2 separate regions of the Homo sapiens genome follow, and region 1 is linked to region 2. The links are chromatin contacts, found by Hi-C or POLR2A ChIA-PET in ENCODE. All regions are on one chromosome and are shown on one strand. Each heading gives the region's core, a stretch centred on a gene start or an enhancer-like site at or near the end of the contact. The rest is flanking DNA. Distances are from core to core; before and after follow the strand shown.

What was found. A loop is a pair of places that touch in the nucleus more often than their neighbours do. ChIA-PET counts read pairs that join two places held with the same protein, here RNA polymerase II (POLR2A). Pooled maps may share reads with other maps.
Region 1: a loop to region 2 is called in a map of heart right ventricle, with 2.0 times the contacts of the local background. The contact joins two enhancer-like sites. A Hi-C loop is called at or near these places in 1 of 168 maps with a recorded cell type or tissue (heart right ventricle) and 1 of 50 pooled maps. POLR2A ChIA-PET finds 5 or more read pairs at or near these places in 1 of 52 experiments (A673).

What each region holds. Positions count from the first base shown.
Region 1 is chr9:13,785,037-13,788,757 of GRCh38, forward strand. No RefSeq gene overlaps it. Among named protein-coding and RNA genes, the nearest start is that of LINC00583, 140 kb to the right of the region's middle. Within about 2 kb of position 1,260, at least 7 of the 41 ENCODE cell types and tissues checked have a DNase peak (open chromatin) inside an H3K27ac peak, as active enhancers do; they include heart right ventricle, where a contact is called at or near this core.
Region 2 is chr9:13,898,102-13,902,226 of GRCh38, forward strand. All of the region lies in intron 6 of LOC101929507 (a long non-coding RNA gene), which reads right to left. Among named protein-coding and RNA genes, the nearest start is that of LINC00583, 28 kb to the right of the region's middle. Within about 2 kb of position 2,495, at least 5 of the 41 ENCODE cell types and tissues checked have a DNase peak (open chromatin) inside an H3K27ac peak, as active enhancers do; they include heart right ventricle, where a contact is called at or near this core.

The sequences.
Region 1 (3,721 bases), core at 10-2,509, 110 kb before region 2:
TTTTTTTTTTTTTTTTTTTTTTTGAGATAGATTCTCACTCTATTATCCAGGTTGGAGTGCAATGGCACAATCTCAGCTCACTGAAACCTCTGCCTCCCGGCTTCCAGCGATTCTCATGCCTCAGCCTCCCGAGTAGCTGGTACTACAGATGCCTGTCAACATGCCCCCCTAATTTTTTTTTTTTTAGGAGAGACAGGGTTTTGCCATGTTGGCCAGGCTGGTCTGGAACTCCCAGCCTCATGTGATCCGCCCAAAGTGCTGGAATTACAGGTGTGAGCCACCACACCCAGCCAATGTCTCTACATCCATCTCTTTGATTTTACTCTTGACCAGTATTTCTCAAACGTCCTTTTACTTGAAGAAAAAAAATTTATGACTTCAATCCTTCTAAGTCACTTTTTGAATCACACAGCTTCTTATATATTTACAAATATAAAAGCAGGAATGAATCCATATGCTACAGATATTGGTGAGTTGCAGTTGTGGTCTCTGAAAGGTGGTATCCATGTAGTCACATTTTTCAAAATAAATAAAAGATCTGCTGAGTTTGATGAGGTTTAAAAAGGTATGAGTCCTATCCAGGACTATGATTTAGTCCTCACACATAGTCTACTAGCCCTTATAACCTTTTAAAAAATGTATGATTAATAAAACATTTTTCATTGACTTATTCCTGGAGCTTTGCTTCCATTGAGACCACCTGGGGCTTGGAGCACCCAGATTCTCTAGTGAGCTGATCTGAATGCTATGCCTTCAAATTGCCTACCTGAAGCCTCCACCCCTTCCTCAACTAAAGGATGAAAATCGAAGCCAGAAGTTCAAAATACACCTCTGATTTTGAAGAGGCTGTTGGGATTCTTAAATAACAACAAAAAGTAGTTTGGTGCTCTTCTCTGCACATGCTACAGTAAGCCTTTAGGGGAATGTTCTGAGAGTGATTACTGTCGTGGTAAGCAATGGTTTTTGTAGGTGCTGGTTTGTGGGGTGATTACTTGGGCTTAATCTCTTTCTCATGGGTAAATGTGAAGCCTCTCCAGTTCACATTTGTTATTCAGGCAGAAATCAACTGAAATTTGTCTATAAGAAGATATTGGGCTGGCCCCTGTTTTGCCTCTTAGCGCCCTTCCTTACCTATCCTACATGCAAGCTCCCCACTGGGAAAGGGCAGCTTCCTCCATGGGATCTGTCTTGTATCTTGTCTCCATATTGTTGCTGGGAAACCTCTTCTTGAAGTCAAGTGATAAAGTTGCACTTCTGTTTCCAATGGCGCCCGTCCAGCCCGAAGTGAGACTGGCTGCTTTGTGAGAGCTTCTCAACTGGGTCGCCAAGCACAGTAGTGCAGCTGGAAAGTGTTTTCTCACTGTTGTGCCCCAAGACTGCGGTTAGTTTCAAATTCCTATGAATGTGACTAAAAAATGTTTGTGTTTTAGCCACAATCACTAACAAATTACACTCAGCTATTCAACGCACAGACCAAAAGAGAGCCTGACCCCATTATCAAAACTCAAACCCAGATGGTGAGGAGTCCCAGCCTAATGAGGGCCTCTCAGTCATTTCAAACAAATTTCTTGTCAATCATGCCACATTGCATATGGGGGTCTTCTTTCAAAGACATCCAAGTTTGAGGACTCAGAGGCTTTCCACGGCTAAGCAATGCCTTCCTCCTAAAATTACTCATTTTTCAAGAGCTTTGAGAAAATCCTCTTCTCTCCTTTTCCTCCCTTCCTTCCCTAAAAAGAAAAAAAAAAATCTATCCTGTCTACACTAGACAACTTTATCAGACTCAAATATCAAAATTGGAGCAGCCAGAAAGTCTGAACTACATTCTTGGCTCACTCATCAGGGAAAGAAAAAAACAAAATGAACTCAGAAGAAAAAGAAAGACAATATCAAAAAGCTTTATTGAATAGTCTTCTGAATGTAAAATAAATTTACCAGAAACTGTAATTCCAGGATCCAATGCTCACTTTGATTGCAATAAAGAGTTAGAAAGAAAACCACACTGTTGTCTGGAACTTGACAAAGGTACAAAGAGAATCCCCTGTTTTTCCATCTTTCTAGATGAGATGCAGAATTTTGCCCTCTGCCCAAAAGGCTTTGGCCTTACAGGTCTGTCTTGACCCTGTGTTTGCTCCTGTTCCATTTGGTTCTTTCCTTACTCTCAGTGAATCAAAGCCTGACCTCTCCTTGGCTTTTTCTCCTTTCTCAATACTCCATGCACGCTTCTCTGACTATGAAGTGTCGCCCCTGATGTTCTCTCTGGCATCTCTTGCAGGCTGCCATGCTTAGTGGTAAATTCCCTCCCCTGGAGAGGCAGTCACAGCTGTGTGTCCTACGAAAGGACTGAGCTGCTTGCTGCGTGCAAAGTAGAAGAAAACCAGTGTAAATCGCAGTCCTAATTGCCCATATGGGAGATTTGCAAAGAAGGAAGTGAGTACAATGAAAGAGCAGGGCAAGTCGTAAGCAGAAGGCTGAGACCGGAGTGCTGAGGGAAAAGCAGCCACCATATCAAGAAGTTCAGAAATTGTTTCTGCTACTGCTGCTGAGGATTCAAAGAGGGTTTTAGAATAAAACAAAGTCCGCTGGTGTGAGGACTGAACTCCATTTTCTGTGTGAGTCTGAGTAAAGAGAAAGATAAACAGAACCTTTCACCGATAGGCATATTTTAGAGTTCAAGTGTGACATGATGTGTCCAAAATAGATTCCACATGATTGGAGCAGATCCAGAATCCCAGTCCCTGAATAGCAATCAGTGTTGGAAGCTAAGAGCCGGCATCCACTATCATCACATGAAACATGGAAGAAACGGCAAATCCTATACAGCTGTTAGTGAGTAAGGACAAGCCATACATGGAGCTGTATGCTATGGGCACATTTTCTTAAATTACACAGCTTATTTTAAATTGAGGGTCTATTTGACTTTTTACATGTCTTTTAATGAATACCCAGACTTTACAAAACTTTCTTTTCATGAATTTTCCTTTCAAAGAAGGAGAGTTATGCTCTTTGCAATATTCAATCCAGGCAGAACTAATGACCCAAGGGCTTCATGCTAGTTTATTTTCATAAAAAGCTCCCCTTAATTTGAAATCACATAGGGTTCCAAGAATCTCAGAAGACAGAGGCCAAAAGTCCAGGGCCCTATATGACTTCGTCATGAAGAAGGCTGAGAGATGGTGGGAAGCTTCACTTTCAGGACCAGGTAGACTGTCCTATGTGGTCTGTCACTCTCTGACAATTTTCAAATAGGAGAAGAGGGGAGGAAAAATTGAAGAAGAAAGGAGGCAGGGAGTGAGAAAAAGAAGAGGAAAGAGAAAATGAGGCACTAGAAGAGAGATGAGGTTCATGGGACTCAGACATTTTCTCTTCTATTTAAGGACAACTATTTTCCTTTAAAATAGTCACCAGAAGGCCTTCAAGATCAGTCCCTCCCATGTGGCTAATGTTTAGAACATTTAAGAAATCTTTAAAACTTTTATAATTTGAGAGGGTCAGTTGTAGGTCATTTTCCAGCACACACACACACACACACACACACACACACACACACACACAAATCTAAAGGGCTCTTGTTGCTAAATGCATGTTTGTGAGAGATTGTCAATCAATGAACGATCCCTTGTGCCATGTTTTTTGGAGCCATACTACTATCAAAGTAAGAAAAGTAGCAATAAATGAAGAATCAAGCACTTATGGAGAAATGGCTGGTACAGCCATGTGC
Region 2 (4,125 bases), core at 1,245-3,744:
CTCAATTCTACAGGAAAGTGATTTTAAGAGACAGTTTTCTCAAGAGTTGATGATTTCCCATATAATCCTGCATTCGAAAAAAATAATAGGACCAAAGAGGGCAGTAATTGAGACAAAGAATTAAATCACTTATCTGAAGATTTCTGGAATCAAAGAGGGAAATATTTTTGGACTAGGGCCTTTCTCTTACTCTTAAAATCCTCTCAAATAGCGGCCCCTCCATAAAATTGGTCATGATTAGATGCTTCTAGGAGTAGAGAAGAGAAGAGAAAAACGAATTTGTTCTCCTCTTCTACAACACAACCAAAACTTACCTCTGTGTTATTATTTCATAATATGCTCCCAATCAGTTTTTCCCAACTCTGTCATAATTCCCCTTTCATGCCTATAACTCAACTCAACTTATTATAATAAGAGAGGAATCTTTATATATATATATATACTCAAATTTAAAAATGCTTTTAGATATAGGCTTAGCTGCTTACTTACAAAAAAGAGTAGGAAGCATGAAGTAGCAGCATACAAAATCAAAGAGGTGGTCAACTGGGAAACACACACCAAAATAGAAGAAATATAGCAAAGCCAGCCGCTCCAGCATTTCAGCAAGACCCCACTCCCTGTATCCTGGGTTATAACTCTTCCTGAGTATTGCTGGCCTTTCTTATAAGGGTGATTGGAACAAGGAACCTAGCTGTATTCATCTTCTTACCTCTACAGCAGCATTTAAGTTCCAAGACTAGAAACTTAATATTTGATGAATGAATGAACAAAGGAGTGAATAGAATGGCAAATAACATGAAAGAAGATAGCAGGAGAGTTAGAACAGGAGAGGACAAGACGACGACAAAAGTTTCCGTTGTTTCCACCAAGAGCAACACAACTTTGCCTGAGAGCCTGAGCAAGTTTTCTTCACACCTGGCCATCATACAGTGTTTTTACAGACAAAAGATCAGCACTGCTTCCCTCTGTTTTCTTCCCCTGCTTCCCTCCCTTTCTTTTCAAACTAGGAAAGTTTGTATAAGTATGTTACTGCACAGACCACTGGGCAAATGGCCAACTGTCCTCTGGGGAAAAGCCAAACCTGATTCTCATTTTAAAGCGATACTGACTTTTATGGCCCGAGATTACTGTAATCAGAGAATATACATTGAGCTTGAACTCTCTCAGACATGTCCAAATCTTTACACTATAGAAGGTAGATCTTTCCAGTCTGAAATTTTTAAGTCAATATAATCATATGAACCCTGTTGTCAATATATGAAAAATAAAGAGATGTTCACCACGGGACCTTCATCTGCAAAGTCTTCTCTGACTTCCCTCAACTAGATTATAATCCTTCCTTCTTCTTAAGTCCAGTAGCACTTTAACTACATTCTCTTATAGCTTGCCACTTTCTACTTGGTGTTGTTATGCGGATGCATGTCTAATCAACTCAACTAGAGTCATGCTACTTGAGGGCAATAGCCCCTGCAAAAGCTTGAGAGTGCTTTATTCTTGTCTATAGAAGGCCCTCATAATTTTTGTTTATTTATATATAAGTAAATCTATTCTGATTGTAGTTCAGTTAAACCATTGATCAAAAGAACCCCTACCAATATCTTATATCCTAACATGTTTTGAGTTAACCATAATAGTTAACTCTCCTCGAGGGCTCATTTTATGCCCAGTGATACACTAAGTGCTTCTTTATTTCCATTTTTCCATGTTAACCCTCACTGGAACTCTCTTAGGTAGTCTTATCCCCTTTACAATTGAGGCAGCTGAAGTTTAAAGAATGAATTAACTTGCCCAAGCTCACCCTACTAGGGAATTGGCAAAACTGGGATTGAACCCAGGACGTTTGTTTCCAAATTCCACATTCACGGCTATTGTATAATCCTACTTCCTCGTCAGCTGAGTAAGGCCTTCCGGTCCTTATTCCAAAAATCATTTCTTAGAAGAAAACTAGGCTCAACAGGCAGCCAGATGCAGCTGTCAGAAAAAGCAAGATACTTCCTCACAAAAAGAAACACATTCTTCCAGGGCTTTAAATGCTGCCTCGCACCAGAAGTCCCAGTACCCTTGAAGGGAGGGTGACAGTAAGTCAGGCTTAAACCCAGGGTGACCTGGAAGCCCAGATAAACTGCAAGCTCCTGTGATACCCGAAAGGCTATTGTGTTGGCAATTTATCATCTAGGAAGCCGAGTTTTTGTTTTTGCACAGGAAATGCACTTCAAAGCTCCTGCTCTAACTGAAATACATCTTTCATAACTTAATTTACCCAGATTTATTTTTCATGAGCCATGTACTTTTTTTCAGAGAGATTTTTTTTTAACATTTCCTTATATGTAATTTTCTTAAATATTCAAGGCCTTGAGCTATTGTGTAGAAAAAAATTATGCTTAAGAGAGGTTAGAGTCTACATTTAGGCTCACAGTTAACATCGAAACACAACAGGTATGAATTATTACCCAATCTTTCAGGCTCTAACGTGTCTTCTTGCTTAATTGGAGCAATAAGTCCTAGGATTCACTGGGGATTTTTTCCTGATTGACGTCACCCGTCATTCTTGAAGCAAGATACTTACAAAGAGATCCTCAAAACAATGGAATATTTATTCATGTGCACTAACATATCCCCAGGTGTCAGGAAATCTGCAGCCCTGGGAATGAATCTTCTTTGTCCCAAAAAATGCCCTGTGGGCTGTGTTACTTTCTTGCTTTTTATTCAAAGCTTCGAATGAATGAAATGTTGGTGAAATTTTGAGGAGGTTCAGATTTGTTTTGGTACAGTGGGATGTGGCTTTTTTTTTTTTCTTTTTGCCTTTGCTCTCTCTTCCAGGGAATACCTGAGACTCTCTGGCCTTATCAGTGTCAAAAATTACTTTCTTAAAAAATCTTTTTTGGACTCAAGCCAGAGTTGCCTTTTAAGCATTTGAGGGGTGAGAGGTTTTGTTCCCTGTTAAAGGCCTTTTGAGCACTGCTGAGCACGTGGAGTAAGACTTTGGGGTTTGGGATTCCTTGGTAGAATCTCCAAAAGAACATTACCCAGGAAGCAACACAGTCACCCTGGGCATGAGACAAGAACAGGAACAGCACAGACATCATCAAAAAAAATTCTTTTTGCATAATAAATTGAATAATAAGATAATTTTGAATATTTACTATGTGTCAGTCACTGTTCCAGGGCCTTAGTTGTGTTACCATGTTCAATCCCAGTAATAACGCTCTGAGAGGAGGACTCTTCTTACTCTCATTTTACAGATGATTTAAGTAATCACCCAAGGTTACACAAGTAGCAACTGCTGGAGCGAGGATTACAAAACAAAAGTAGAGGAGATGCCATGTTAGAAGTATTATCTGTTTGATCCCTTTCATTCACTGTTAAATTGACTCACGGAAGGAGGAAGGAAATACATGAAGTGTAACATGAAGCTTTCTCAGTTACTTATCCACCATTTTGTCTTCTCTTTAAAATGTAAAAATAGACTCTCTTGCCTGCTCCCTCACCAAGCCCCACTTAAGTCTAGAATGTCTTGGGTAAGTTTTATTGAGGTGATTTACATTTTGTTTTTAGGAAGACCAGAAATTGTCCACTGCCAAGACATAATGAGAGGTTGTATTTGCCTAGAATCTTCCTTGATGAGGTGCAAAGGTAATTGTCAGATAGCACTAACTGGCTCTTTGATATCAGTTTAGGAAGTGCTGCACAATGTTGTTCCATTCCTTTTGCTGTGGAGGATGATGAAAAGTTGAGATCTAGAAGGGTACTTTTTGGAAGATTGGCCAACTACTTGCTCACTTTTTTCAAAAACAAATAATCCATTAGCAAGCACAGTAGTCCCCCTTATCCACGATTTCAACTACCTGTGTTCAACTGCAGTCCAAAAATAGGTGAGTACAGCGCAATATTTTCAGAGAGACCATATTCATATAACCTTTATTAAAGTATATTGTTATATTTATTATTATTGTTGTGAATCTCTTACTGTGCCTAATGTGTAAATTAAACTTCATCATAGGTATGTATATAGGAAAAACACATAGTATATAGTCAGGTATTATGTACAATTTCAGACGTCTACTGGGGGTCTTGGAACACATCCCCTGCTGATAAGGGGGTACTACTGTATACTTGGAATCCTTG